Regions from separate parts of the Mus musculus genome. Here region 1 is linked to region 2. A link is a loop called in an ENCODE intact Hi-C map of the cell type or tissue named here. Cell type or tissue: left cerebral cortex. All regions are shown on one strand. Links, peaks and the distances in the headings refer to the core of each region. The heading gives the core; the rest is flanking DNA. Region 1 overlaps Arpc5 (actin related protein 2/3 complex, subunit 5). Region 2 overlaps Nmnat2 (nicotinamide nucleotide adenylyltransferase 2).

The links. Hi-C counts contacts between places; a loop is a spot of excess contacts. Peaks named below come from ENCODE experiments on the same cell type or tissue, not always from the same donor. Only the 100,000 strongest peaks of a DNase experiment are listed, where the experiment ranks them.
Region 1: a loop joins it to region 2, with 3.0 times the contacts of the local background. A loop is called at or near these places in 10 of 42 quality-filtered maps.

Annotation. Positions count from the first base shown.
Region 1 is chr1:152,772,761-152,788,590 of GRCm38, forward strand. Arpc5 (actin related protein 2/3 complex, subunit 5) reads left to right here. Exons shown (of 4, transcript NM_026369.2): 4 at 1,500-2,820. The coding sequence ends at 1,562. Among named protein-coding and RNA genes, the nearest start is that of Arpc5, 14 kb to the left of the region's middle. In left cerebral cortex, for the core only: a CTCF peak has its summit at 6,489 (motif pointing right); DNase peaks (open chromatin) are centred at 6,494 and 10,246.
Region 2 is chr1:153,085,764-153,101,593 of GRCm38, forward strand. It overlaps Nmnat2 (nicotinamide nucleotide adenylyltransferase 2), which reads left to right. Exons shown (of 11, transcript NM_175460.3): 5 at 574-700; 6 at 3,021-3,101; 7 at 4,734-4,778; 8 at 8,274-8,350. Among named protein-coding and RNA genes, the nearest start is that of Lamc2, 93 kb to the right of the region's middle. In left cerebral cortex, for the core only: CTCF peaks have their summits at 4,535, 6,656 (motif pointing left) and 11,338 (motif pointing left); a DNase peak (open chromatin) is centred at 6,645.

The sequences.
Region 1 (15,830 bases), core at 2,893-10,892, 310 kb before region 2:
TGTAACTCTGTGAGTTAGCACTTTTGATGTGCTGAGCCATCCTTCAGACCCTGAAAATCAGTTCTTTTTAAAAACCCTTGTCTTAAGTCGGAGTGAAAACATGTGTATAAGATAAAACTAAAAGGAAATTTTGTTGTTGAGCCTTAGTTAAATCACTTTATCTACATACACTACCAAAGAGCTATTTGTGAAAGCCTTCCTTGCAGTATTCCGGTATCGTATCCGTCCTAAGTACAGTGCGCCCTCTCGCTGAACGGAACTTGTGGAGTAATTTGTATGGTCATCTTATTTGGACTCTATTTGCAGGCTCTCTCTATTCTTGCTCACATTTCATTTATTTCTCTTTGACAGAGGTGGGTAGTTTTTCAAGACAGGGGCTCTGTGTGTATCTTGGCTGTCCTGGAATTCACTCTGTAGACCAGGCTTGGCCTTGAACTCAGAGCCATTGCCTTTGTCTCGTGGGGTGCTGGGATTAAAGACGTGCACCACCAACACCCAGATTCAGTACTAGAAGGAGAAACTCACTTTGGTGAGGAGAGCAGCACATATGTTGTCTGGTTTTTCCAGATCTCTCCGGGGTTGACTTTCTGAGTACTCCTCAAGTGCATCTGTACCAGTAGGTCTCTAATGCACACTTTGCGGCATCTCAGAGTGACTGCTATAGTGTCCTAACTGATTTGCACCATTCTGTTTTCTACCCAACTGCTGGAAAGTGATCTAAAATCCAAAGGTATCTTGTCATTCATTGACGACCCATTTATTTCACTCTTCCTTAGGCCTCAGCAGTACCAGCCTTTCCCTGAGTGCACCCCACCCTCACACCTCCACACTGGCTTTTGGTATCTGGCTGTCAGCTTCCCTGACATCTCTTGCTGTCCGGCTAGGCATATGCCCTTACTCTGCTTTTGTAGAACTCGAAGATAGCACACAGCACTTCATACACAATACTGAAATATTCTTCTTGTATAACTGTTAACCAAATAAGTACACCAAAATTTCCAACTGCTAATATTTAATCATGACTCCCAGGTATTCAAGTCAGAGATTCCAAGTTAGAGATCAGCTCTTAGCTCTTAAGTAATACCTTCTTACCATGGGGGGAAATCTGCAAACTGAGTGGAAGTTGGGGTAACTGGTCCCAGCCTCAGGTTCTTCCCAACCTCAGTGAGGGAGGGAGATGGCGAATGTCCTGGGTTTATATTTGAACGTTTTAGTTAGAAACATTGTGCTACAGACATCCTAAACATTCTTTAGACAAGGTGTACTAGAAGAGTGACTAGCGTCTGTTTGGAAGTAAGTTCACAGGGGCTGGAGCCTGAGAGGCTGGTCTTTGTTATGTGTTAAGTCCTAGTAGTAAGACTGTCATCAGCTTTATGCTGAGACCGGCCTGGGCCATAGAGGATGCTCAGGAAGAACTTACCAAGTTAATGAGTTCGGGGTTCTGCCTAACCTTAGACTGACTTCCCTTTGACCTCTTCTGTGTATTTGGTTTGTTTTAGGCCCTTGCTGCTGGAGGAGTGGGGTCCATTGTTCGAGTTTTGACTGCAAGGAAAACCGTGTAGTCCAGCTGGAACTGGACACCGTTCACAGAAGTGGGAGTTGCTGGTATAAAGACCAAAACAACCAAATGGCACCGCTGCCCTGTGGGTAGCATCTGTTTCTCTCAGCTTTGCCTTCTTGCTTCCTTTTTCATATCTGTAAAGAAGAAAATTACATATCAGTTTCCTTTAATGAAAATTGAAATAATGTGGAGAAAATTTTGTCTCAGTGGGGATGTTTGACCCTTTCATAACCATGTCAATAATATGTATCACATTCTGTAATTTATATTCAAGTTTGATTGTGCAATTTCTAACTCTGTTGCCTGGTTTAAGGGTTTTACTTTATTTTTAACCAATACTGAGAGATGTGATCAAAGTTGAGGCCAGTTTCCTAACTCATTGCTGGTCAGGAAGTGATCTTTATTTTTAAAAATGAGAGACTGGCAGCTATTAACATTGCAAAACTGGACCACACTTCCCTTATTTAAGCAAAATGTGTTTCCAGGGCAAGTAGTGGGTGAGCCCTACTACCAGTTTCCAGCCTTCTTTCCGCTTGCCTCCAGATGATGCTATAAGTGTAAGTGTGCTACTTCCTGTTAGCATCCAACTTTCATGGCCTCTCAATCTCTTTGTGGTGACCCAGGGTCCGGAGCAAGGAGTCTTGCTCTATATAAATGTATTTACACAATATAAGCGCCTCTTTGGCACAAACATCCCATTTCCTTCTGGTAATAAGGCTGCCTGGGGAAACAGTCCCAAGTCAGAGACAGGCCTCCAGCAGCCTCTGGATGAAATACTTTCATCAGAAATAAGGTAGCTGCCTTAGCCATTACACAAGTGTTCACTGGAACATTTCCCATGATTTCCCGAGGACGTCTTCAGTGTTCTTCAGGTAATGGGGATCTCAGAAGATTTGGTTCTGATCCAAAGACACAGTCTGTGTTTCAGCTCAGTGTTTTTAAGAAAGAAAAATGCCACATAGTAAAAGAAAAAAAGTGTTTACTTCGTTGGACAAACCAAATTGATTCTCAAAAAATGACCGGTGCTTGTAAAAAGTTATTACAAAGTAGTTCCGAAACCAACCACCTGAATGTGCGTGGCCGAGAGGGAATCAGCCTGCTTGTCTTTCCCTAAGATGCCAACTCCAGAGTCACTGACTGAGGTGAGAACCAGCGCAGAAACTCTATAAACTGCTGTTTTTGATACCTGCTCTTTTTGTTTTGTTCTGTTTTGTAAAATTATGATAAACTTCAGAAAATAAAATGTCAGTGTTGAATAATTTTTTTCTTAATTGAATACTTGTAACTCTCCAGTTAGTTAAGGAGAAGGGCATTCAGTGTAGCTGTCTGTGTGGAAGAGTATGAAGCCACGTGATGAGAGCAGGTAGGGAGAAGAGCCACTAAGGATGCCAGAGCACTGCTGAGGCCTTGGTGTGACTCTATCCCTCTGGGTCTTAGCAGGACGGACCAGTGACCTAGAGGACCAAATTCCTGTAGCTGTCAAAGGCACTCCCAGCTTCCAAGCTCCCCTTGTTACACCTCAGACCTGTTTCTCGCGCCTGCGTGCTCAGCAACTCTGTTTTTCAACTGCCCCTGACTGATTCCTGCTTTCCTCGGGTTAGGACCGTGGCTTAAGTGAAGCTAAGTGGTTCCTATTGGAAGTCGTCAAGCAGTTTAGCACAGCAACCACCTTAGAAACAAGAGGGAGCATGCTTACACTGTTCCCTAAAGTCCCGGGACAAATGGGGATCCATAGTTTAGATCACAGGAATGGATATAGTAAGGTCTTTCAGCCTGGGCTCTGCTAAGTGGATGGTGAAAATGGCCAAGCAGCACAGCCCAGGAACTGAATCAAGGTGGGTGCCTCCTGGAGACAGTGGGCTCAACAAGTGTGTCTGTGGGTCGTGGTAACTAAGACCACCCAGGTGCTTTGGCACACAAGTGCTTCCATGTCGGCCATGTGGGAGCTGGTGTATGTGGAGCCTGAGGTCACTGTCAGGTGTCTTTCAGTTGCATTTCCACCTTATTTTTGAGAGTCACTGAACCTGGAGCTTACCAGTGACTTGACTGACTGGCCAGCAAACGCTGGGGATCCTCTTTCGGCCTCCGTGCTGAGATTACAGACACCACCATGTCTGACCTAGGTTCTAGCTGCCTGAACTTAGGTCTCCTGCTTGTCTCAGCAAACCCTTCGCCTTATCTCAATTTTTAGTCCAGACTGGACTCAAACAGTAGTAGCCCTTCCTCAGCCTGGATTACAGGTATGCGTACCACACCAGGCTTGTTCTCAGCAGGGGTGGGGGGCAGTTGGAAATCTCAAGACTGAGGCAGGCAGATCTTGAGTCTGTGCTAGCTGACAAGAACCTGTCTTAGAAAATCACGGGCTGACAGTATAGCCCACTGGTAGAAGCTAGCCTGTGCAGGGTTCTCATCTCAGTCCCCACACAGCAAAAATGGAAACAAAGAGCAAATGCACTTGCCTTTTAGTTTCTAGGTAGCTGCACCACTTAGGAAATGGTAAGTATGCTGATGGCAGCAGAAATGCATTGGCGCACAGGTAAAAACTCTTAAGTAGAGATTAATCACATAGGGCTGTGTCGGAGGAATGGGATGTAGGTCATGTTGCTTTCACCTGCATTGAGAAGTAAGCCTTGGGTATCTGAAAATCGATGCCTGCAATGTAGCAGGTGAATTTAGCAGTGAGCAACACTCACTGTGAATGAATGCAGTGAGTGGTGGGTAAACAGCAAAAACAGGGTGAGCGAAAAGCAGTGAGTCAGCTCAGTCCTCACTAAGTCACAAGGATGGGAAGGACAGGGGACGGGGTCCAAGTAACATAAACAGAAGAATGAAAAGAAGACAACTCACTCTTGTGGCCTGAGGAGTCTCCTCGGGACTCAAGATGCTAAGGAAGTTACAGAGGCTGGCTTTTGGTTTGGTTTTAGCCAAATATTTGGTCATCAAATCTCACGCTGGGTTTTTTTTTTGTTTTGTTTTAATACAAAAAATGTCCCTGTTGTGGTCCTTTTTTTTTAATAAGAGTTCTTTATTATCATAAGTAAGTACACTGTAGCTGTCGTCAGACACACCAGAGGAGGGCGTCAGATCTCATTACAATGGTTGTGAGCCACCATGTGGTTGTTGGGATTTGAACTCAGGACCTTCAGAAGAGCAGTCAGTGTTCTTAACCACTGAGCCATCTCTTCAGCCCAGGTCTCGTGCCTTTTACATCAGTAAGAAAGAATGGGGAAATTATGTTTTGTCAGGAAAACAAATTAGCAACAAAGAGCTCTTTGTTATATGTGATTCTAGCTGCGGGAGAGAGGGCTCAGTGGTTGGGTGCTTCCTGTACAATCATGAGGCCTGGAGTCTGGATCAAAATATCCAGGAACAAGCCTGGAACCCCCCCCCCAAACGCCAGCAGCTCCAGCTCGAGGGCAGTCAGTGGTCCACACGCACAGGTGTATCTGCCACACATAGACGTGCACATATAAACACAAATGAATACCTTAGTGAGGTGGTGTTCATTCTTGATCTTTTTAAATGGTGAGTTCTGTCTCCCATCGTTGACCTTCAGTGTCTTGTCAGTGAGACACTAGTAGTCCAACATTCGTCTCTGAAGCCCAGAGTTAACACTGATTTTACATGAATATGATGCCAACTCTGTAAAATACAGCAGGGCACTGAAGACATCCCTAGTTTGTGGTAGTGTGACTTAATTTTCAAAGCTAGAATCTCAGTGACAGAGGGAGTGAAATGAATAGCCCACCCCTTCCTGGGAACCCACCTCCAGACCCGAAGCTCAGAAACTCAGTCGGCTAACGTCAGAGCACCCTACACCTGCATCGCTGCAGTTACGTCAGGCTGCTTGGGCGAGGAAGCTGTTACCAGGAGAAGTGGGGACTGAGCTTTCCTCTAGAATCTCCAAACCCTGGGCCTTAGATACTTGTGAGATCAAGCCAGGAGCCTTTTATGAACAAAAGCTGACACCTGAGAAGCCAGAAGAAAGGTTTGAAAAGGTTCTACAACAGTGAGGGACCTGCTCAGCACTAAAAGCATGACTTTAAAGTCTCTAAAAAAAAAAAAAAAAAAAAAAAAAGAACACGTCACAGAGACCCCACCCCCAAAATCACCAAAGAAAACCTTGTGCTGCAGAAACTCAGCCCACTTCCCCTAGTGGAGTCACCCTTACAGGCGTCGTCCTCTAACCCAGATGACAGTTACCTGCAGTGTTCTGTTTGCACAGATGATGTATTTTTAACTAATGAACTGCTATTCCGTTTTGTTACAGTTCCACTTAGCAAGAACCAGGGCAGCACTCTTATGTTACATTAGCCAGACTTAAAAGATTACTGGTTGTCTTAGTTAGGGCTTTACCGCTGCAAACAGACACCATGACCAAGGCAACTCTTATAAGGACAGCATTTAATTGGGGCTGCCTTACAGGTTTAGCCCAGTATCATCTAGGCAGGAGCATGGAGGCATTCAGCCAGCATGGTGCAGTCAGCGCTGAGAATTCTCCATCATCTGAAGGCTGCTAAGCAGATCACTGGCTTCCAGGCAGCTAGGGTGAGGGTCTTAAAGCCCACACCCACAGTGACACACCTACTCCAACAGGGCCACACCTAATTGTGCCACTCCCTGGGCAGAGCATATACAAACCATCACACTGGCCATAACTAGAATTGGGTAACTTTACACTTTTATAAGCAAAATTACCAAAAAGCCCCAAAACGATCAAGAGTGGAAGAGATACACTAAGAACCAAGTTAAACCAGTGCCTTTTAACATTTATAGAGGTGTTCCCTTCTTGGGTCTCGCTTCCCATCTCCCTCCTCATCTCAGCCCTGCATTGCTGGAAGGACTCCAGGTTAGCCAGCTCTGTGCACTCACTCCACTATCTCAAGCTGGGGCCTGGGGAGCCTCTAGGGCCAGTGTGTTCTGCCTATAGGTGGCGCTGCTTCCCACTGTGGACCCAGGGGCAGGCTCCTGGTCCAGCCTCCTTCCTACTTGTTTCCTTGTTCCACGAAAGTTTAGTATAATGAACGCAAGTTCTCTCTCCATCTCCGTACCTCACCTTTCTCTAGAACAATTCCTTAAGTTCCACACAGCATGAAAACGGGCGTGGCATTCCTGTCCAGCTTTCTAGGACGTCCCTTATCTTCCAGGTCTGTTGCTACCCGGAGGTGACTGCCCTTGGAACTTTTTAGTGACTCATGTGACACTGCTAAAGTCACAGTAGCTATATCACCTTTCCTGGACAGACTTAGTCTTTTTCTAATGGTGCCAGCCCAATGCCCTAAATGGGGCTGACTAACGTGCTTCCTTTTGCTTATCTCAAAACCAAATCAAGATTGCAGAAGCAGCCCTAAAGAGTTTCTTCAACTGGTGCTGAGTTAAAGGCCAGGGTCTTTTGTAGCAAATAATCTTACCATTTACCTTTTTATCCATTTATTTTCAACTATAGAATTTGTTCATATGCTAGTAATCCCCCCCCCCCATACACACACACACACACACACACTTACCCTATTAGTCTTCTTGACAAAGAATGTAATTTTTTTTAATGTGCATTGGTGTTTTGCCTGCATGTATGTCTGTGTGGGGGTGCCAGATCCCCTGGAACTGGGTTTACAGACAGCTGTGAGCTGCTATAGGGTCAATTAAGAGCCGGTACTCTTAACCACTGAGCCATCTCCCCAGCCCCAAGAATGTAACCGAGTATAAGCATTCACAGGTAAATACTTTAAGTTCCTCTTTTGCCTGTACAGATACTAGCATCCTGTACCCGTTTCTTACCTGGTTTTCATCACCTATGTATTCCATGAGGACTTCTTAATCATATGAAAAAAATCATTTTAATTGCATAATATTCTTTTGTATAGATACATACCTAGCCTTTTCTCTATTTCCATCTTGGTTGAGGTGGTGTCTCATCTTTTGAATTACATACAGTGTTGTTGTGACATGGTAAACAAGTCAGTTTACATACATTCAAACCTACTAGGAGACTTCTGGAAGCAATGTTTTAGAACCTAGTATAATATCTTGAGAGAGATTGCTGAATTGCCTTCCTCTGAAGTCATACCCATTATACTTACTCTAACAATGGAAAATGCTTGCTTTCCCACTCCGTTTCCTAGCCCGTTGGTCATTAAACATGTTGTATGTGTGTGCATGTACATGTATGTGAAGGTTATGCACGCGCATGTAATGTGGGGAGGACAGAGGTCACCTTTGGATGTCTTCCTCCAGTCTTCCCGTTTTAATGTTTAGACGGAGTTTCTCGCTGAGCCTGGAACTCGCCGTTTCAGTTAGATCCTCTGTGTGTGCCTCCCGACACTCATCACAGGCTTTGCTTTACCACTGAGCCATCTCCACAGCCTGAGAATTCTTAAACCTAAGCTTTTAAAGTTACAGTCACCTATTTCTCCACATAAACGCCTCAAAGGCTTTCTCACTGCTCTTAAACTCCAAGCACGTTGCTGTGACTTAGGTTACCATGTCGTGTCTCTGTCCCAACCTTATTGCTCATCCTCAATCTCTGACTCCAGCCCCGGTAGCTTCCCCTCCGCTCCAGCCCTTCCTTCTCACTACCTATTCACACAACTAAGTCCTTATTCCAGATACTTCCTCGGGAGAACCATCTCCATCCCCATCCGACATGAACAAGTGTCCCTTGTAGCTTTGAATAGCCGTAGCCCTTGTGTAGCCTTGGCATTATTACAATCTACATCCATTTGCACTATTATCTGACCGTTGATACCCTATACTTCTTCATGAAAATGGGCACTGTATTTTTGCGCTCTGTAGCTCGACCAAGCCTACCACTCAGTGTAAGTTAGTTATCTTTTACCAGGCAAGGTTACCAAATCTAGTGACTAAATAGCAAGTATGCTATGTAAATGAGTATTGAATATAAAAATATGTTACCTACCACCATGTAACAAATCACTCCAAAACCCAGTAGCTTACAACAATAATGGCTTCCTCTGACAGTTTTGTGGGTCAGGAATTGGGTAGTGGCTTTCTGAGTATGTCTTTTTTGTTTGTTTGTTTTGTTTTGTTTTGTTTTTTGTTTTTCGAGACAGAGTTTCTCTGTATAGCCCTGGCTGTCCTGGAACTCACTTTATAGACCAGGCTGGCCTCGAACTCAGAATTCCACCTGCCTCTCCCTCCCGAGTGCTGGGATTAAAGGTGTGTACCACCACGCCCAGCTCTGAGTATGTCTTACTTTGAGTTTCTTTCTCATGAGCCTGTAGATGGGTGGCAGTGTGGGCCACACCCAGAAGTTTTGTTGGTTGCTGGACAGCTCTCCCACAGGGACACCTTCACATGGCCGACAGGAGTGGGCCTTCACATGGCCGACAGGAGTGGGCCTTTCCACAGGGCTGCCTGATTGTCCTCACAAGGTGACTGCTGGCTTCCAGCAGCAAAAGGCAGGCAATGTAGTGTCTTTGTGACCCAACATTAGAAGTCCCATGCCATCAAGGCCATGGTTCTCACTGGTCGCCTTGGTCAGCACTGACTCCTTATGGAAGAGGGTTACACAAGAGTGTGAATCTGGGAAATAGGGATGCTTGGAGCCATCGTGGAGGTTGGCTACCACCCGTATCTCCATTCATCACTTCTATATTAAGACCCTGTATGTATGAGACTTGTACACAAGGAAGGTACAGCATTGGTCCCTGGGTCCTCACTACCTTCCTAAAAGGCTTAGTTCCCAACTTAAATCTCAGGCAGTGACAATCATAAGGTGGCCCTCCCATACAGAGAGCATGAAGTTTAATGATTAAGTCACCATGCCTCAGAGTTCAGCCGCATGCCACACGCAAGTTTTCCCACGCATGTGGGAGGGAGGGAGGGAGTAAGGAAGAGAGAGAGAGAGAATTCAAATATTTTTTAAGATTATTTTATGTATATGAGTACACTGTAGCTGTACAGATGGTTTTGAGCCTTCATGTGGTTGTTGGGAATTGAATTTTAGGACCTCTGCTCACTGTGGTCCAAAGATTTATTTATTATTATAGATAAGTACATTGTAGCTGTCTTCAGAGTCACCAGAAGAGAACATGTGAGCTACCATGTGGGATTTGAACTCAGGACCTTCGGAAGAGCAGTCAATGTTCTTACCCGCTGAACCATCTCACCAGAGAATTGAGTTTTGGTTTTGTTTTTTTTTTTTTTGGGGGGGGGGGGGTTGGTTTGGTGGTTTTGGTTTTGGTTTTGGTTTTTTGGTGGTTTTTCGAGACAGGGTTTCTCTGTATAGCCCTGGCTGTCCTGGAACTCACTTTGTAGACCAGGCTGGCCTTGAACTCAGAAATCTGCCTGCCTCTGCCTCCCAAGTGCTGGAGAATTGAGTTTTAAGAGCGGTTTAGGATAACATTTGTTTTCTCTGGTTCCCAGGAGTCAGAGGTTTGGCCCAGCTTAGCTGAGTCCTCTAACTAAGGGATCCTTGGGGTCACAAATACAGAATGGTTGTGGGAGCTGCCTTTTCTCAGGATGCACAAGTGGCAGTTCCACCTGTCTACAGGCTGCTGCCCTAAAGGCTTCTTCGTTCCTTTTGACAATGGCCCACAGGCTGTCCTCTGGGCCACACAGAACTCTCAGTAGTGAAGCTCCCAAGATGGCATCTGGCTTCGTCAAAGAGAGCAAGTGAGGGAAAGCTAACTGGAAGCAAAGTGTGGGCTTCTGTCAGCTAAACTTGGAAGTGACATCCCCACACTTCTGGAGTCTCTCTCTTTGAAGCAAGGCACATGTCCAGCCCACAGCCATCAGGAAGAAACTCTACAGTATGGGCATCAGGAGGCAGGGGTTCCCAGGGATCAAGGCTGCCCACCATCTCTGCACAGCACCCTGTGGCAAAGAGCACCCCTCTACTCTATAGAGACCTCCATTTTCCATCCAGCTCCATTTTGGAACCACTGAGTCATCTCCCAGCCCCAACGTTACATTTTTAATGCACAAGTGGAAACCATTGAGAAAATTCCATGGGCAAAAGTGCTTGCCATTAACATTGGTTGTGAAGAGCTCCTAGGGCTGCTTGGCAGGAACTTGACATTGGGCCAGGACAGGGAAGTAAGTTGAGGCAGGAATCTGATTTTAGGCTAGAACAAAGAAGTAGGCTTCCAGCAAGAATATGACTTTGGGTTGGGACAGGGAAATAGACTCTGATATCTTGGTCATCCTGATAAGCCCTTAGAAAAGGTGATCAGAGGAGTGATTTCGGGACTTTGTTTATTGCCTTGCTCGGTCCTCGACTATTGGTGTTTATTGTCTTGCTTGTTCCTCAACCTAGAACTGACCTTATTACTTGCATGTAATTAAAATGGTACAAAAGCAGATTGGTGAAAAATAAACCCGCCTCAGCCTCAGACCTGGCTGGGGTCAGGCTACAATGTTGTCTAATTGTCTCTTTTCTTTTTACTCCTCGCTCCTGCCTGGAGAACCTGTTGACTGAGTGAGCTGGCTTGGTCACTTGACGAGCTGAATTCAATCCCCAGAACCTACCCACATGGTAAAAAGAGAGACTGAAGTTCTATACGTTGTCCTCCAATCTCCACATGAGGAACACCCACACCCACACACAAATCAATGTAATAAAAACGTGCATGTGCTGTTTGTATTTTGTAACCATTCTTCATATTCCTGCAGAGAAGTAGGAAGCTGTCATTTTCCCCCAGAGAACTATCATGGTAGAACCAGCTAACAAAAGACTCTAAAGACTTTTAAACCCCAAAGCCATCGTCTTTATATAACAATTAATGTATACCTTCCTGTTGCTGGAGGATGGGGGAGAATGCCACAACCAAAAACAACTTAAGAGTTTATTTTGGCTTGTCCTAAAGGCTAGCTATCTGTCATAGCAGGGAAGGCATGGTAGCAGAACCACGAAGCTCAGCTCTCATCTCAACCAAACACAGGAAGCAGAGAGTGTGAACTGGAAGCAGCCAAGACTAGAAATTCTCAAAGCCAGCCCCCAGTGACAAATTAACTCCAGTAAGGCTCCACGTCCTAGAAGTTCCGTAACCTATGCATACAGTGCCACCAACTGGAGCCTGAAAGTTCAAATGCATTGTGGGGAAGAGGGATTACTTCTCATTCAGATCCTCACGATATGACAGGGACGTCTATGGAGAGGTCTTCCTCATTCTCCAGTGCAATCTCCTCTTCCAGCCTCACTCCTGCCCTGCCTGTCCTGCCCGACCCTCCCTGCCCCGCCCCCACCTGAGAATTTAGATAGAAGTTGGACCTGACCACCTTACCCCCATTTCCAGAACCCTCTTAACAACCTGAGTGCAGTGGCAGGCATCTGTAATCCCAACATTGCTACAGCAAAGGTGGAAAGTACAAACAGCAGACTTCCCCAGAAGCTTGTGTGCCCCCTATCCTGGTGAAAAATAAACAAGAAAAAGAAACAAGACAGACTGCCTCAACAAGGTGGAGAGAGAGAACTGACTCCCAAGAGTTATTCTGACCTCAATGTGCTCTATGGCACACGCGCGCGCACACACACACAACACACACAAGCACACACGATAACGAGAGAGAATTTGTATTTGTACGTGTGTGTACATGTGTGTATGCATGTGTGTGTGTGTGTGTGTGTGTGTGCGCTCCTGAGCAGGGCTCTCAGGAGTGGCCTAAAAACCATCCCTGTTCCAGAGTAATCAACTTCTGAAGTGGAAATTTCTGGTTTCTTTGGAGACTCAGTTGTGTCACGGGATTTTTTTCTGGAAACTGTCTTATCATTAGAGAACGTTTTTTGCTGAAGTGAACACAAGAGAAGGTGTTTTGCTGAGAACGGGCACATGGTGCTTTTCTGGAAGCAGCCTGGAAAAGAGGGCATGTGATATTTTGCTAGAGTGGATGCTTGAGAGTTTGGAAAGGGTATAAATATAACCCAACAGACAGTGGATGATGCTGTGTGGTATTGGTATGCCTTACCATTCCTTGCTGGGCATCTTTTGTGGTGACCTCACAGAGGGAAACACCACCAGAGAAGCTCTGATGTTATCCCGGCAGCTTCTTGCCATTTCTGTGAACTCACACTGATTGGTGGAGCTTCAAGGTGTCTTCTGGATGGAGCTGCCGTTGCTGATTCTCGTGAACTGAGCTGCTGATGTCCTGACAAGGAAGAGTGGATTTGCTCCAAAGAACTATTTCTAAACAGCTCCACATCCTCCTTTGCTCTAGTACCTTTCCTTCCCACTACCTCTGGTGGGAGGTGGGCTAGGAAGGAGGTGAACGCGTTTAAGAACCCTTATTAAAAGTAGGTTTTGAGGGCTGGAGAGATGGCTCAGCAGTTAAGAGCACTGACTGCTCTTCTGAAGGACTTGAGTTCAAATCCCAGCAACTACATGGTGGCTCACAACCATCCTTAATGAGATCTGATGCCCTTTTCTGGTGTGTCTGAAGACAGCTACAATGTACATATAATAAATAAATAAATCTTTTTAAAAAATAGGTTTTGAAAAATCTAAGCCTACAAGCTTCAAATAAGAAAATGACAGACTCTGGGGAAAAAGTTGGTCGACTTCAGAGCAGAGCAAACTGATTGGGTGTAGACAGGAAGTTCTGGGGATTCCTAGATTGATTTATTGATTTAAGAAACATTTTGTGCCTCCAGGAGAGAGAACTTAAAAGAAAGAGTTTGGAAGAATGGGGATTTTTATTTTTGGCATTTCTGCATTAGTTCCAAACTACATGCATACCATGCACAGATACACACACACACACACACACACACACACACACACACACACACACACACAGTCCTCTGAACCATGTGCTTTTGTTTTATGTCACCCTCATTGTGAAGACATAGTTTCGTGCCCAAAAATCAAAGCTGTGTCCTAATGGGTAAAAGAAGAGGAAAGAAGAGCCACCATCTGTGGCCAGCCCCAGCTCTCAGGAGATGGGTGACCATCTTGTCTACAGTTGAGTTCCCCTACACCCGAGTCGCGAGTGGATGCTTCACAGCACCTGTGCCCAGGTTGCCAGGCAACATTAGGAAACTCCAGGACCACAGGTCTGCTCCACCCCTGTCTTCTGCATCCCCGAATCGGACACACGGGGCAACCAAGAGTAGGAGGATCATGGATAGCAGCCCAGTTGCTTAATAGACACTGCCTGGTGGCTTCAATGTCTCAAACAACAGGAGGGGATGTGAATAAAGGTTTCCCAAAACCTGGACCCACCACAGACACCTCAGCCCCCAGTCTGCTTCCCCGGAAGTGGTGATATTTTCTTGTCCCAAATCCCAACTACCCTTTCACCCCACTGAAAGGACCAGGCACAAGACACACCAAGACCAAGTTCTCAGCACAGCAGAGATCCACTTGCTCCAGAGGGACAAAGGGCAGGGAATAAGAGACAAAGCAAGAGACAGGATGAGGAAGAGAACAAGAAGGAGAGGGAAAGGATTATTTGCCCTAGGGGACAAAAACTCCCTCTGGATAGAGGTTTTCCCTTTATAAACTGCCATTGGCCCAAAGGGAAAACCCTCTTAGGATGAGTTGGTTTGCTTTGATTGGGCATGTTAATTAAGTGAGCCAAAGGGGAATTTTGATTGCTGGACTGCAATACTCTGATAGCTGAACCATAATAGTCATCCTTAGGATGAGGAAGTGTCCAAATAAGGGAATAGACCTTGGGGGCTAGCTTAGGAATGTAATTCAACAGTTTAACAAGGGAGAATGAATGAGGGAAGGGCAAGGCCTGTCAGAGCCACATTTGCCAAGTTAGGGCCTGCTGGAGCCCTTCACCCACCCCACACCTACTTAGTGGGGAGTGTGTGTTCAGTTCTATCTATCAAGCTGCAATATGTTCCCCACCCACTGTTTACAAACAGCCAGTGGACCTAAGATCCTTCGCTGGGCAGAGGAAGTATGGGGCAACCAGCTGAAGTGTGGAAACCCAGTTGAATGCTCAAGAGGGGTTGAGAAAGAGCATCTAAAAGCAAGCATGGCCATAGGCACCGGTCAGATACGGCTGCAGAGGTTATAAATCCTACCTAATGTAGTCGAATGAAGCTCTGCCTCCTGTGCACTGTACAGTTTCCCAGCTTCCAAAAGGCACAGAAAACTTGGACAGCTGCTGATGCGCTGAGAGACAGTAGAAAGGGATCAATCTTTTGGTTCACTGAAGTTGGTGCATCACCACATCCGGCCTACTCTTGAGTGTATTTCTGCACAATCTTTTAAAATGAAGCATAAACCATTCATAGCCGTTCATAGCTTCTGGAAGTGGGATCCAGCACAAACCTGGACCCAGATGGTTTTACCTGGTCATGTCAAGTCACGTGTGACAATGGGTAGCCCAGCAGGGCATCGTTCAGTCTAGCAAGTCATGTATGTCACTCATAAGTTTCCTCAGGGCTAGGATCCTGCCCTAACCTTTGCTCCTGAAACCACTCAAGCTTGTAAACTGACTGCTTGAGGCTGTAACAAAAAGGGGGTGGGATGGGAAGGTAGGGGTGGGGTGAGATGGGGAGGCAGGGATGGGGAGGTAGGAGTGGGAGAGGTGTCCACTTGGTCCCCAGTTCCTTTACTCAGTTAAAACAACAGCAAGCAGGCCAATAGCAAGGGCAGGCTTGGCCAGAACATGGTTCCTGTGTGCTTTACAAGACAGTTAATTCAGAGGTACCTCACTGTGACATTCTGCCTGAGTGGAAGGGAAAGCTGGATCTCCAGTTGCTCAAATCAAAGCATGAGCATTAGATGTAAAAACCAAACAAAGCCAAAACCGCAGCGGAGAGCAGCTTTGTTAGTCATTTGCCTGGATGCGCGTACAAAGACTCTGTTTGCTAGAGCGGCTTTATGGCCAGTTACACAAGATTCATTCCATTCCTCAGAACTATTAACCTTGGGGACAAACAGGACCCTCTGTAAAAACGGCATTTCCTGGTAGTGACTAGAGCAGGACCATTCCTGGACTCTAGGAGTCCAGCCCCTGCTGTGTTCCAACTACTGGTACCCAGGCCTTTGCACAAAGAATCAGAAGCCAGAGTGAGCACTTATCTGAGAACAGTGGGCAGCAGCAGATGGGAGAGATGTGTCCCGAAGGGACCAGAGAGTCACCTGCTTTCTGCTGAAGCAGAGAGAATCTGAGAATCTGAGTTTGTTCCAAGAGGCTTTGGCCTCTGACCTCTGACCTCTGTGGAGCTTTGTTTGCAGATTCCAGGATAATCAGGGGAGGGAGGAGGAACCTAACCCTAATCCCAGCAGCAAGGATAAACTGTCCCACTACCTCTGTGTCTGCCACAGTGCCCCAGCCCAAACCAAGGAAG
Region 2 (15,830 bases), core at 3,638-11,637:
AACTGCAAGGGATGGCTGAAGATTGTAACCCCAGCACTCAGGAGGCAGAGATAGGTGGATCTCTGAGTTTGAGGCCAGCTTAGTCTATAGAGTGAGTTCCAGAATAGCCAGGGCTACACCAAAAAAAAGAAAAAAAAAAAAAAAAAACCATCTCAAAAAATAAAAAATAAAAAAAGGAAAGTGAAATGTCATCTTCAACTACACAGTTGGAAGTTAGCCTGAGATGCATCAGATGCTGTTTCTTTTAAAAGAAAAAAGGTAACTATAATGTCATACTTGAATTAAAATTAAGGTTCAGGAACAATTAACTGTCTAAGGTCACATAGCTAGGAGGGAACCCTGGACTGGGGAGCAGGGGTATGTGATACCCTCCCAAGCTTATCTTGCTGAGCTACCCTGTTTCCTGCCAGTGTCGACCATGTGGTGCAGCTGCATCTAGAGCCAACCCCAGGACCCTCCCTGAGCTTGAAGCTGACTCCCTCTGCCTGAGATGGTTATCCACCGGGCAATTGGGCCATGAGTCTCAGTGCCCCTGGGCTAAGGACACTGACTAAATGCTTCTCCTCTCCCCAGAGGGTGACCGGCTGCATCCTCTCCAACGTCAACACACCTTCCATGACACCTGTGATCGGACAGCCACAGCATGAGAACACCCAGCCCATTTACCAGAACAGCAATGTGCCCACCAAGCCCACTGCAGGTAAGGGATGCTGGGTAAACTCTTTAGTCTTCAGAATCACCTAGAGGGCCCGCCCAGGATTTGAATTGGTCAGGCTGGAAGGAGGAAGAGGCGTAAGGGAAGGAAAGAGAAGGAAGAATGGAGGAGGGAGGGAAAGAGAAGGAGGCAGAAGAGAAGGGAAAAGGGGGAGGAAGGGGAGGAGAGAGGAGAGAAGAGAATGTGCCTTCTGAAGGATTTAAATATAAATACAAATTGCCTTAAGTAGGGATTTAGTATGTGAAAGGGAACATTTTTCTTTGCCTCTTCTAGGGAGCTCGAGGGTCTCACCCAGGGTCACAGTGAGGAAGTAGCAGAGCCATGAGTCACATTGCATACAAAATGTCCACATTCTTGGCCCACCTCCTCAACAACAAAGAACAAAGCCACCAACACTTTCTTGCACTAGCTTTGTGTGCCTTACGTGCTGTGTGCGCTATTCTTGTGTTCTCACTAAATGCAGTAATTCTGTGACATATATGTTGTCTTTCCTTGGACCAAAAGAACCCAAACAAAGCCCAACCAAACAAAAAACCCAGCCAACCAATCAAATAAACAAAAAGGTACATGCCCTAAAGCAGTGGTTCTCGACCTGTGGGTGGCAACCCTATAGGAGTTGCATATCAGATATCCTGCATATCAGATATTTACATTATAATTCAGAATAGTAACAAAATTACAGTTGTGAAGTAGTAATGACATAATTTAGTGATTGGGAGTCACTACAATATAAAGAACTGTATCAAAGGGTGTCAGCATTAGGAAGGCATTTGAGAGCCACTGCAAGGATTCTCCTAAGTAAATTCCAAGACATGAAGCTGGGTGTAGTGACAGATACCTACATCCTAGAACTTGGGAAGTAGAAACAGAAGGATCAGGACTTTATGACCAGCGTGGGCTGCATGAATTGTTGTTTCGAACAAAACATAACCAAATATAAGTTCTAAGAGACAGATGTCCACTACTTTTCAAACCCAGAGACCACATGCTAATATATGACTGGTCTTTTATAAACATAGTAATTTATAAAGAAGAGCTAGGACTCTCGGTTTGCATGCAGTTATACTGGATACTAAGAAAGTCTGGGAACTTCTCTGCTAAGTAGGATGCCTGACTACTGTGAAGACCATCTCCTTCGCCCAGCAGAGATGATTCCAGGGTGTAGTCTGCCACAGGCTGAGCTTCTTTGAATTTGGGTACTGCTGTCCAGTGGGACTGATTGGCTTGGGACAGATGCATTGAGGAGCTCCTGAGAAATGTATTAGTCACAATGGCTCTCCATTGCTGTGACAACATGCCTGAGAATAATCAACCTTAATTAACAAAGATGTACGTGGCTCAAGTTCCAGAGATTTTAGTCCAGGGTTACCCAGCCATGTTGTTCTGATGCTCTGGAAGCATGCAGCATCATGGGAGTGGGTGGCAGAGGAGGAAGCTCGCTTTGTGATAGCTGTAAACAAAGGAGAGGAAGAGAGGAGGAAGGACACACCCCTAGTGACATAACTTCTTTCCATCAGACCTCACCTCCTACAGCGTCTACCACTTCCCACAGTGTCATCAGGCCACAACACATGGCCTTTGGGGAACATTTAAGATTCAAACCATAACGTTAAGAATTGGAAGAGCAACCCTGGCAGTGGTGGCGCACACCTTTAATCCCAGCACTTGGGAGGCAGAGGCAGGTGGATTTCTGAGTTCGAGGCCAGCCTGGTCTACAGAGTGAGTTCCAGGACAGCCAGGGCTATACAGAAAGACAACAAAAAAAGGAAAGAATTGGAAGAGCAGAGCGGCTTGGATGCCCCTTAAATCGAACCCAACATATGCACATTATGCTCATTAGGATGGAAGAAAATAAATAATACACCAACATGCTAAGCAATAGTTCTCTCTGGAAGTGGGATTGCAGGTGCTGTTCCCTTTTCTCCTTATATATCCCCCTTTCCTCTATTTTCCACTTTTCAACAATGCAGTAAATATGATCAGAGAGTAGACTGCCATGTATGGCTCACAGTGCTTGTACCTTAGACTCAAGAAAGAACTTCTGGCAGTCATTGTTCTGTCCTTCCTTCCTTCCTTCCTTCCTTCCTTCCTTCCTTCCTTCCTTCCTCCCTTCCTTCCTTCCTTCCTTCCTTCCTTCCTTCCTTCCTTCCTTCCTTCTTTCCTTCCTTCCTCTTGCCTTCCACTTTCCAGCCCCACCCTCTCCAGTACACCCCTGTTTACAGTGGCCCCAAAGCTGGGCTGACGTGAGCGTCAGGTGTGAGTGGTTCTTTCCCTCTGTCTCTGTCTGTCTTGTTCTCTCCCATAGCCAAGATCTTGGGAAAGGTGGGAGAAAGCCTCAGCCGGATCTGCTGCGTCCGCCCACCAGTGGAGCGCTTCACTTTTGTAGGTAAGGTGACAAAGGCTGCCTTTCCCCGCTTCATCTTTCTTCTTTCTCACCTCCCTTCATACATCAGCAGGTCGTCCCACCCCCAGAGACTCATATGTTGAATTGTTAATCCCCCACCAAGGACAGTATTAAGAACTAGAGTCTCAGGACTCTAAGATGGATTGCACACACACACACACATACACCAAGAAATAAGCAAACAAACAAGATGTAATTAAAATTGTTTTTAAAGAAAATGCCCCGCAGAGCTAGCTCTCCCTTCCCACCATCTGAGGATGTAAGGAGATGACAGTATCCATGCTGGCTCCTTCATCTTGGGCTTTCAACACCCACAACTTTCAGGAGTAAATTCCTGTTGTTTAGAGGTCATTCCTCCCATGGTATTTGTTGTAATGGCCTGTATGGCCTTGGGCATCCTTTTGTGGAGTGGTCATTTGTAGAGCAGCAGTTGAAAGAGACCAGAGATTGGGCTGGTGAGATGGCTCAGTGGGTAAGAGCACCCGACTGCTCTTCCAAAGGTCCGAAGTTCAAATCCCAGCAACCACATGGTGGCTCACAACCACCCGTAATGAGATCTGATTCCCTCTTCTGGTGTATCTGAAGACAACTACAGTGTACTTACATATAATAAATAAATAAATATTTAAAAAAAAAAAAAAAAAAAAAGAAAGAGACCAGAGACAAGCAGGAATGCCAGGCCTACAGTGTGGAGAGCTGACGGAGCAACAGGGTGTGGTGATCCCCAAAGGCCTTTTGTGCTCCTCTCCCTCCTCCAGCCTGTGCTCATCCCTCACCCCGTGCTCCATAAAATGTGTCTAAAACACCCTGGGTGTCCCCAAGAGTCCTGGATCCTACAGATCTGCTCAGGCAGTGCCTGTCCCTCCAGTGGACACACAGGAGCCATCCCTGGGCTCCCACTATCTTTTTGGTGCTCCTCAAAGACTCAGCTTGGGTGAGAACTTTCCCCTTCTAACTCCGGCTGCCTTCTGCCATTTTGGAGGTTCCAGTTTGGGGCATATTGAGAGGAAACTAAGAGACAGCTGAGGAGGCAGAGGCAGGGACAAGGCGGCTCACCTATAGATTTGTGTGTGCACACGTGTGTACCTTGGGCACCTCCATGCAGACAGTACACACCAGGAACAAGATGCCAGAGGCATGATCCTTCCATATTTTGTGACATCCCACCAAGGAAATGACTCAGCATGCCAAATTTGCTGGTTCTTTAAATCAGGAAGCAACTGGAGTGGGAGGAGGCCACCTCCTGTGACCCCAAATTCTGTGTCCCAGGTTCTGAGGGTACAGTTCTTGAGGGCAGCCTTCCTGGGGTACAGATATAGAAAGCACTCAACGTGACTGTGTCTGTCACTGGTTTCCCCTTGAGATGGTCTAATTATGAAAATCCCAGAAATACAAGGGTCTGCCCAGCTGGGGGCGAGGATGCTTCCTGTCAGTTGATACATCTTTCCTCATCTTACCCCAGCCTCTATCACTGAGGAGGCTCTCAGCTCCCTAATGCTCTTCTCTCTCCCTCTCTCTCTCCCTCTCCCTCTCCCTCTCCCTCTCCCTCTCCCTCTCCCTCTCCCTCTCCCTCTCTCTCCTGTTCATCTGTCCTCTTCCCGTTTATCCCCACAGATGAGAACGCCAACCTGGGCACAGTGATGCGGTATGAGGAGATCGGTGAGTTGAACTCTGACAGTGGGGACTTTTGGAGCCTCTTGCCTCCAGTCACCTGGGAGCAGCAAGTTCAGGAAGGGTGGAGGCTTGAGACCTGGAGTGGGTTTACAGCCAGGTCTACGGTCAGAATGTTCCTTCTGGAGTGTAAGATCATAATCTTACCTAGAGCCTATCGAACATCTCCCCATTAGACTCACTCCCCAGTAGTAGATCAGCCATCAATCTTCCCTTCACAGCCTCCCCTCCCTCATCTAAAAGAATGAAAGTCGAGCATCAGTGAGAGAGACCGTTGGTTTTGCCTACTGATACTGCAGACAAACAAGGCCGCTTCAGGTTTTTCAATGCTTTAAGGAAGAGAAGGAGGCCAGGGTTGGCTGAAAGCCACCATGTGGCTTGCCTGCAGCCTTGGCTGAAGCTAAGGTATCTATCCCACTGTCTGTGTGAGACCCTGGTGCCCAGAGTAGGTAGAAGCTGATTACAAACATCTGTTGGGGGCAGTGGGAGAGAAGGAGCTGACAGCTGGGTAAATCAACAAATCAGCAAGATGAAGCCTTCCCAGGGTTCCAGAGTGAAAGGCAGGTGGGAAACCCAAGTGCCTGCAGCTGGAAAGGCATGGCGGAGGCAGGCAGGAGTGGAGTTGGAGGCCGAAGATGATGAGGAGGGTCAAGTTGGTGGATGTCTAGAAGGAGAGGCAATTTGGTATCCAACCAGATCGGATTTAACTTCTAAAGATGTGTCAGATACCTTGTGGATACTCTTCTGAGGGAGCACTCGGGTTTGGGCTCCTGCTGTGATCTTAAGATGGCTGGTGTGTCTAAGTACCATGATAACCAGCAGATGTGATAACGTTTTGAGATGTAGTCGTGCCTGGGCTATTCCTGTTGCTTTCCTAGAACTATTTGTAAAATGTTGACAACTGGTTACTAATTGGCAGAGGCATTAGTGAGAATGGAGTGCAGTTAGCACACAGTTAGACTTCGTTGAACCAAAGCAACTCAAGAGCCTCACCTCTTATTTACCTTTTAGACTTTAACATCCTTTACACATCAGCTTGTCAGCTCTGAAGTCTCCAGGAGAGTGGGCACCTGGCTTTCTGGCCAATCGCCACAAAGCAAGCAAGTTCTGTAAGCCCAGAGGATCCAAAGGCAAAGCAGCCAGCGCTGAGTTCAAAGCTCTAAGCTCTAAGCTCTAAGCTCTGCATCCCTGCAGTCCCCTGTAGGAACTGTCACCCTGCTGCCTGTCTCAGTCCAGCAGAGCTCAGAACAGTCCTAGGATTTTTCAGTGTAATTTGTCTTTTCCCCGCCCCGAGAGCTTGAATTAGGCTCTGCTGTCTCTGCTGGGGGAAATCCCCTCTGGCTCCCCAGTCTGGCTAGCCTCCTCTGACTGCTTTTGCTTTCTGGAAGGGAAAGGGATCCCCGTGTCTGACAGGGAGGGATAATGAAGAATTCTTGGCTTCTGAAAAGGAGAGCCATGATGCCCCTGCTGACAGACAGACTCCAGGTTCACAGCAATACAGGTGGCAGCTGCCTCCGTGTACCGTGGGAACTGGGATGGGCCACTGGGCTACACATAGCTGGAATTCCTGAGCAGGGAGTGTGGAGGGAGAGTACTGGCCCTGACTGCTGGCCCTGGGTCAAGATGACCAGCGGAGGGAGGCAGACCCAGTGGAGGGCAAAGTGAGTAAGTCCTGCAAGGCCCTGGTACTCACAGGCTCCTTGCACACCACAAGGAAAATCCATCTTTTTTTTTTTTTTCTTTCCTAGCATCAGTGAGCCCATTCTGTTTTCAGCAGTTGGTTGCTTCCCTCATGGCTTTCCCAGTTCAAGGGCTTGTGGACTGGAAATATGGAAATCACTGCTGCCCTCCAGTGGCTTCATGTGGGACCACAGACTCTACCAGGGCCATTACCAATAAGCACATCTGCACTGGTCCCGGGCGTGGGGCGGGGTGGGGTGAGTCAGAGGTTTCACTCTGCCTCTCTGGGCTTTAGCCTATTTTTTTTTTAAGTCTCATATTATTCTTAGGCAAGAGTGTGAGTCCTAGCATAAGAATGGAAATCCCAGTTCAGGGTCTTCAGCCTTGGTGTTGCCAGCATTTAGGGGCAGGCATTGTGTGTTGTGGAGCTGCCCTGGGCACAGTAGGATGCCACTTAGCAGTGTCCAATCCACCAGATGCCAGTGACACAGTTCTCCTCTTCCCAAGCATGACATTCAGACATTGTGAAATCGCCCTTAAACTGTCCGGGGGCTATCTCTCAGGCAGCCCTCTTAGCTCTGCAACCACATCAATTGCTGGCCTAACTACTCACCATGTCTGAGTCCCCTCTGGGTGCCAGTCACTGCCAGGCCCTGGGGGTAGAAAGACAAATTAAGGTTCTGTGCCAAAGAGATAACATAAGCTCTCAGTCTTCATTGTGTTCCCTGAGGGAAGAACCAGAGACAATGAGATAGATGCTGGCTACTTTCTTCTGACAATGAGATAGATGCTGGCTACTTTCTTCTGCCTCAATCCCATCTAGAGACTCTCAGGGGCAAGCTCAACATCTGAAAGCCTTTGCCCAGCCCTGGGGTGTACGTCAGGCAAAGCCCCCGGGCTCTTAGGGACCATGGTAGCAGCCGTGTCTGGAAGACTAGTGGTCAGCTCTGCACAAGCGGTCTCATTGTCTCAGATACAACACGCTGGATAAGGCAGAAACCTGGGCAGCCTAAGATGTGCACTAAGATGTAGGACACTCTGAGGAATGTCAAGAATCTCTAGATTCTTTTCCTGTCACTCAGTTGAATCTCACCATTTGCTACCAATTTTAAATGACAATGAGCCTCAATGGGATAATTCAAATTGGGCTTAATGAGGAGGAGGAAAAAAAAAAAAAAAAAAAAGCAAGACAGGCATGGAGCACCACGGGTAAAGGGGAGGTGGCCCCAGCCTTGCTTCCTGAGCCCTTTGCTGAAGGCTACGTCCTCAGAAAGAGAGCGCACAGTTGATCAACTGGGATACTCCATCTTCACAGTCAGAGGTCTCCCTCCATCCCATCCCTGCCGTGTTAGCACTTGTTGAAGGAGGCCCACTCTAGGTGGAGAGAACACAGAAATAAGTGCCTGTTATCCAGCCCTAGGGAGGCTGAGACAGGAGGGTCCAAGAGTTCAAACCTCAGCTATATAGCAAGTTTGAGGCCAGCCTAGGCTACAGTCTCAGAAAGGAAGGGTGGGAAAAGGAAAGTAACAGTGGGGTGGGGGAGGGGCTCCGAGTCCTTATGCCAACGTATGTAGCTGGCTGCTGTTAGAGAGCCCAGCCATCCTGCGCTAGCCCTGAAGGTGGTGGTGGTGAGGTTGGGTTGGGGGTGCTGAACTATGGATACCCTGGGGTGGTGTTGTCAAGGCGACCTGAGCCCCACAGTTCTAAGAGTGCAGACTTAAGTGTTCTTGAGGGTAGAAAGCTGAGAGCTAGTACCCAGATCCTCCTCTGATGCTGTGTGCCACCTCTGCTCTCCCTCCCCAGAGCTGCGCATCTTGCTGCTGTGTGGTAGTGACCTGCTGGAGTCTTTCTGCATCCCAGGACTCTGGAATGAGGCAGATGTGAGTAGCCATATTCCCAAATCTACAAGCAGCTTGGGGTGGGGGTGGGGGCATGGGGGAGGCATGTTTGATTTTGGCTTCTGTCTCCCCCCAACAGTCACAGACTGGAATCTCTTGCCTCTTCAAAGTTCCCAAGAGGGCAATTCATTCACATGACCATGGAGGAAAGTTCTCACCTACCCCAGCCTTTGTCTCCTCACCCTCCTCCTCATCCTCACCCTGGGGAACCCTGGGAAAAAAGCACTCCGGGTTATAGAATGTCTTGTTCCAAGCGCTGCCTGGGGTGTGCATGCTGAGGTCACTGAGACATGAGGGGAGGGATCAAGAAGAAATTCTGCCCTTCGGAGGTTATAGGTGTGGCTTGTTTTCCTTTGCTGCCTTTGAAGGGATAGTAACTACTATCCCAGTCTCCCCATAGCAAAAGAATGGGGGTCCAGAGGGGGATCTCTGGTTAGAGGCATCCTTTAGATGACCGATTTGACTTAAGGGAAAGAGGCAGTTAAACCTAAGCCACTCAGAAGTTCTGACTCGGATGGCCAGTCCCCTGCTTTCCACACACGCTGTTCTCTCCTGCTGGTTTATTCATTCTCTCTTGGGCTAGATAGCCTGAGCTAAAACCAGCTCCAACCTCATGGCCCTATGCAAATTGCTTTTCTGTTCGTTTTTTTTTAAGAAAGGGTCTTGCTATGTAGCCCTGGCAATCCTCCTGCCTTGGTGCATTGCTGGCATCAACACCAGACTTTATCTTTTGTTTTGTTTTGTTTTTTTAATGAACTTGCTGGGTAACCACGCCAATCGTTCAGCTCCTCTAGTTACCCAATGAGACTCACTTTGCCCATTGTTTGGCATGCCAGTCTGACAGTTGACGAAACAATTGCAAACATCTCACACACACACACACACACACACACACACACACACACACACACACACGGAGCCAGACGTGAAAAGGCAGGTGCCCAAGGTCTCAAAAAGTTAAGGGGCACTTTTGAAATAAGCAGGGTCTAAGGCTTGCAACAGATGATTGCCATGAAGAAAGTGAAGTAGCCTGTAGGTGAGCCATTAGAGCTTTACCTGGGTTATGCTCCGAAAACAGTGACATTAGTGGACCCTAAGGGTGGAGCGTTAGCCATCAAAAGGTCACCCACTGGACACTTGCATAGGTCAGTAGTTCCAACTACCTTCCACAACCTCCAATTCCCCGAAACACAACTTGGGCAACTGCTGTCATGGTGACCGGTCCATCAAGTATTGTCTATAGTAAAGCTGGGGTGGGGGGGAGCACGGCTTCCAGGGAGGGTTTAGGAGGAAGCTTTGCCCTTTGAACTATAGGTGTGGCTTCTTAGGCTTTGCCATCTTTGAAGAGGTAGCCACCACTACCCCAGGCTCCCCTTAGCAAGAGAATAGGGGTGTGTGGGGTTGCAAGCGGGAATCGCAAAGGTAAATGAGATCCTTCCAAATGCAAAGCAAGCCAGGAACAAAAAGCAAGAGGATTTGTTTGAGTTTGCCCTTAGCATCACTCCGGACTCAGGTTTTTAAGATCTGGTATGTTATTGACAGTGGCCTGAGATTTCAAAGAACTTCCTGGTACAGCACCCCCTGATGATGAGCGTTAGGAGACGTGATGTAACATGAAAGGGGACATTTAGAATCAGAATTTAGAGTCCAGTTCTACCCCCAACACATCGTCTGAGTTTCCATTTTCCCATCTTTAAAATGGCCTTAATAATAGTGTTTACCTCACATAGATTTTTGAAGACTCAAATGACACTCTTTAAGTGTATCTTGTTGGCATCAGGACCTCCCAAACCTATGACATCACATAGGCGACAGCACGACCTGCCACCTGCAGACCTATCGCATAATTAACAGGAAACACCACGTGGTTTTTGCCTGTTGTTCTTGAGACAAGGTTGTCTTTGCCCAGGCTGGCTTCAGACTTGCTGTGTGGCTGAGGGTGGCCTTGAACTCCTGATCCTTTTGCCTACATCTCTCCAGTGCTGGGACTAGACTTGTCCCATGATACCTGGTTTGTAACAAATGCTATTAGGAAACTTCAGCTAGCGTGAACCAAGCACCCCGGTGCACCCAGTAGCTATTCCGAGGGAAGGGAGTGCGAGTGTCGTGCGCTGTGGGGGAGGGGCGGCAGAGGAGGACCATTCTGAGAAGTCCTTTCATCTGCGACCCTGGAGCAATTTCCTGCAGGTGAAATTTTAAGCTTCCTTTCTGCTTTGGATTAAGTGGCTTAATCAGCTTTTGCCTTCCACCCTCTACTGGGTGCTGAGAAAGTAAAAAGTCACTGGCAGAGATTTCAGCAAAGCTGAGCGGTTGGGCCCTCCAGGGAGGCAGGAGCAGTCTGGGAATTTAGAAGGCTGAGGTTGGCAGCTGGTGCAGGAGTCTGAAGAGCCACTTGTGTGAGCAGGAAATCCCTGGGGCTATTTACTAAGTGGGACCTGTGGGGGGAGTCTTCTGTAGCCGGAAGTAGGCTACTTGGAGCCTGAAACATATACACAGCCCTGTGCCCCTGATGCCGGGCTCTCCCCTGGTTAGGTCTCTACAGGGTAGATCTCATTTCCTACCTGATGCTTTGGGTCTCTCCCCCACCTCCGGTCCTTCTGGCTCTCCTCAGTCATTGGTGTTGAGCTTTTTAAAGCATTTAGAGCATGGGCTGATTAAGAAACAAAATTTAAGGGGCTGGAGGAAGGGCTCAGCAGTTAAAAGCACTTGGTGTTCTTTCAGACGGCCTCAGTTTGGTCCCCAAAGTCATGGTCTGGCCGCTCACAACCACCTGTAATTCTAGTGGGGGAGGGAGGAAAAAGGAGGGAGAGAGAATGATACAAAGACCAGGATGACACAAACTTTAGGGGGATATGGAGCATGTGTATAAGGGACTCTGGTGACAAAAACATGTGGCACAGAGTCATTTAAGACCTGTGAATCTTGTTCTGGAATGCAGGTGGTTTCTAACACAGGGCATCTGATGCCCCCTTTTGGCCTCCTAGGACACCTGCACTCACATGAAACACATAGAGACAGACAGACAGACAGACACACAAACACAAATAACAAGTAAATGTCACAGTGAAGTCTTTGTTCATTCCAATGTATTCCCTCTGATGATGTGGGGGAGGGGCATGCCACAGTCCTGACCAGTTTGACTTCCTGGATTCCTGAGAGTTGTCGGAGGATTCCTCTCTTAGGGGTGCCATTCTAAAAAAACAAAGGGATACCCCCACCTTGCTTCCAGTCAGTCCCCAGTCTGAGATGGGTAACTTCGGAACATCTTGTGCCCGTCAGGGATGGATAGACCAGCACCAAGGAGGGTAAGCAGATAGCCTCACTCTTCCTGGGACTTAGATGATTTGAGTGCAAAATCCCAAGGCTAAGGAGATAGTGTGGTGCTAGAGAGCTTCGGTGAGGCTCTGGATAGAATCCCCAGCATTGTAAAACAAATGGAAACGAACCAAATCCACAGACTGAGGTTGGAGAAGGAGCTCAGTTGGTAGAGTGCTTGCCTCGTGTGCCCAAAACCATGGGTTCAATCCACAGCACCATATAAACTAATCCCAGGATTGGGAGGTGGGGGTAAGAAGATCAGAGGTTCAAGGTCATCTCTACTACCTAGTGAGTTCAAGGCCAGCTTGTGATGCAAGAAGCCCTATCTGTCTCAAAACAAAGAGGAGGAGGAGGAGGAGGAGGAGGAGGAGGAGGAGGAGAAGGAGAAGGAGAAGGAGAAGAAGAAGAAGAAGAAGAAGAAGAAGAAGAAGAAGAAGAAGAAGAAGAAGAAGAAGAAGAAGAAGAAGATTCAGCTAGAGAGATGTCTCAGACGTTAAGAGCACTGACTGTTCTTCCAGAGGTTCTGAGTTCAATTCCCAGCAACCACATGGTGGCTCATAACCATCTGTAATGGGGTCTGAAGCCCTCTTCTGGTGTGTCTGACAGCTGCAGTGTACTCATATATATATATATAAGATAAATAAATCTTTTTTTTTTTTTAAGTTCAAAATCTGAGCGTCCCACATTCTTAGAACTTCCTGTCTCAGGCTGACAGACAACCTGGATGTCTGGTCATTCCAGAGATCTAGGACATCCATCCTAGTTACTCCTGCATCTATCTTGTCTGGGGCAGTGATGAGAATCCCAGTTCCCTGCAGAAACAGTGGGGCTGGAGTTAATCAGACTAGGCTGCCTCAGCCTACAGCAGACCTACATCCCGATGCCACCCAGCCAATTGCTCTTTCCCAACTCTGCCCAGTTTGTAAGGTTTCTTTGAATCATTGCTCAGAGGTAAAGGGGGAAGCAATAGCTAAAGATACAAGGCTCTGAGCTAAAAGAGTCCCCGTTCAAACAGATCTGGGAAGAAACAGGAGCTTGTTCATAAAGGGGCAGCCTTACTGTGTCAAATGAAACTGTTAACATCTTCTAGAAACTGGCTGAGTGGGCCTGCCCCACAGCAGGACAGCCACAGCCTCTCCTGGTCCATCCTAGCCAGTATCACTTCCTTCAAAGTCCAGAACCAAAACTCTCCATCAAGGACTCCACACCCAGCCCCACAGTTCCCCTGCCGCAGTATCCACTAGGCACAAAGATTTATCAGTCCACAGTGAAATCTGACCTCCTATGACACGACACACCCCGTCCCTTTACATTCCACGGAGAGAAAATTCCGTACATATTCATCAAGTTTCTCTCAAGTGGCGCACAAAAGAGCTGCTGTGTGGCCTCCCGGTTAGCAATTTTGTTCTTGTTTTCTGGGGGGATGGGGGGGGGGGTCAGGGATCAAGATCCAGGCTCCTGGACCAGCCTCGGAGCCCGGCTGGTAAGAAAGGGCTTCTTTTGGCTCACGGGTGAGGGCATTGCAACAGCGGCCTAAGGCGGCTGCTCCCTCTGAATCCACAGTTAGGAAGCAGAGGGACAGGAGTGAATGCTGATGCTCTACTTATCGGCTCTGTTCTATTCAGCCTGGATCCCCAGTTCATGGGATGCTACCACCCACAGTCAGGGTGGCTCTTTTCTCCTCTGTAAACACCCTCCCAGGCAGGCCCAGAGATGTGTCTCCATGGCGATTCGAAATCCCATCAAGTTGACGGCTTCCTTCAAGTACCCTAGACCTTTGTTTTTCTGCATCTGACAGAAACACCTGTGCAGGTATCCAGACGCAGGTCAGGAACTAGATTAATTTGAGGCAGAAGGCTCCTGGATCAGCCAGAGCTGAGACTTTTTTTTTTTTTTTTTTTTTTTTTTTGCTCCTCCCTTAAACAAAACCCAATTTGTGGCGATTTTCGCTCTGCCCACCGAAGCCAGGTGCTTCGTCCATCATCTATCGGAAGGCGGGCAAATTAGCTCTGATTCAAGTGTTCCTCCCTCCAATCGATCTTTCAGCAGTGCCCTTGTGAACGTAAGCATGCGTTTCCCCTCGAGGTTCTTGCAGGCTAAAAATACCCTAGTTACTAGTGCTTACATCGTTGTCCAACACAAAATTAAGCATATAGAAAGTGTGGAAGAGTTTTTGAACCCAGCTGGTAAGATCTCAGCAACGGTTGGATGTTATTTCGGTATTCTCTCATTGCTGTTAAGTCCTGGGAATTTTAGCTTATGGTTTCCTACACACTAGCCGCCAAACTACACCCCTGTCTCCCTTTGATGGTTCCCCTTTAAATTATTTTGTTTTATTTATTATTATATGGCATGCAAGTGTCAGAGCACACAAGAGGAAGTCAGAAGACAACTGTGTGCAGCTGGCTCTCGCTTTCCACCTTTGCTCGTGGGTGCCAGGGATCAAACTCAGGCTGTGTGACAAGCACTTTTACCGGCTGAGCTGGCTTCCCAGACTGTGTTTTTAATTTTAAAGAGAGAGTCTTCCTAATTTTTCTTAACTAATGATCCTCCTGCCTCAGCCTTGTGAGCAGCTAAGATTAAAAGGTGCCTCCCCAGCCTGAGCTCATTCTTTCATTTTGAAATATTTACTGAGCACCTTCTGTGTGACAGCAATTCCGAGTCTACAGCTAGGAGAACAGATAGAAACAAAATATTTGGCTAGTCCTCTTGCTTCCTATTGGGAAAGCCAGACAATTAATGAATCATATTTGGCTGTATCTCACAGATTATCCGATTTAACCCCTATGAGATGGGATCTCTATTCCCATCTTAAAAACATGGAAAGAGGACTGGCAAGGTGGCTCAGTGGGTAAAGGCACTTACTGTCAAGACTAACGGCCTGAGTTCAATCCTCAACTCACGTGGGACAAGGAGAGAACTTCCACATACACAACATAACATGTATACACACACATAACCACATATGTGTGCTTGTGCTCCCGCCCCCCCCCCCCGGACTAAATAAACATAACAATTTAATAATATATACAAAAGGGGGGCTTAAGCAAGTTGAGGCTTGTTCTAGATAGTACAGCTGTTGAATGGTGGAACAGGGTCTCACGTAATTCTTCAGATCCTTTGTCCAGTTAACATGGACCTGCGGAGGAATGACAGACATCCCTCAAAGCAGGCTCAGTGAAGGCACAAGCTGGGCATTGACTCTCGGCCTGGTCCAGGTTAAGCCGTCACAAAGCAAAGAGGTTTTCATGTAGGGAGGAGGCTAGGAAAGACCCAGTAGCGGGCACAAGCCTGAGAGAGGAGATGGCTGATAAGTGAGTTGGTTCTCTTCATTTGGAAAGGCGCTGGCTTTTGATGGAGTGTGCCGAAATCACTGAGTGTAATGATTGCCTGTCTGGGCCATTCTCAGGGTCTCAGCATTTTAAACAAGCAAGAGTTAATGTTTACCTGGAAGGATTAAATACCTAAAGGTGATTTCAGACACCAGAAGTCCGCCAATAGAGACACTCTTTTCTTCCTGAACTTCTCAAAGTCTCACATTCTTTTCATTGGTTGTGCCCTACATGCCTCTAACCAGCCAGTTATGGACTAAGCGGCTTCCTACATCCATCAGCTATGGGAACATAACCAAAGAAAATAAACAGAGGAAGAGCCGGGGGCATTAACCACTCCAGAAGAAATCCCAGGGCCCCCAGATAAATGGAGCAAAGGCAAACGTGGTTATTCAGGCTCAGATGACTTTTTATCAAACTGCTTAACTCCAGCCCGGAAGCAGGAAGCCTGCGCGACTCTTCCAGCCGCGGGGGATTAGATCCCCACATTGCTAAAACCCAAGCTGAATTATCCACAAGAGAAGGACCCCCAGTCCCAGTGATTCGAAATTTGGGGACTGATTTCTGCTCAGGGATCTCGTGTAAAAGGTGCTGTTGATTTTCAGGCTTTTGACACGAGGCCGGAACTCTGGGCCTTCCTTCCCACACTCCCAGTCAAGCTGGCAGCACCGTGGGGTTGGGGTTGGTTTCCTCTGGGAAGCCCCATTGAAGGAGCTTTCGTTTGTTTGCGTTGAGGGCCATCCTGGAAGTGCACTCCTGGCTGCCTGACTAGCCAGGTTGATCACACTAGTTCTGGACCAGCCTTTCCTCCT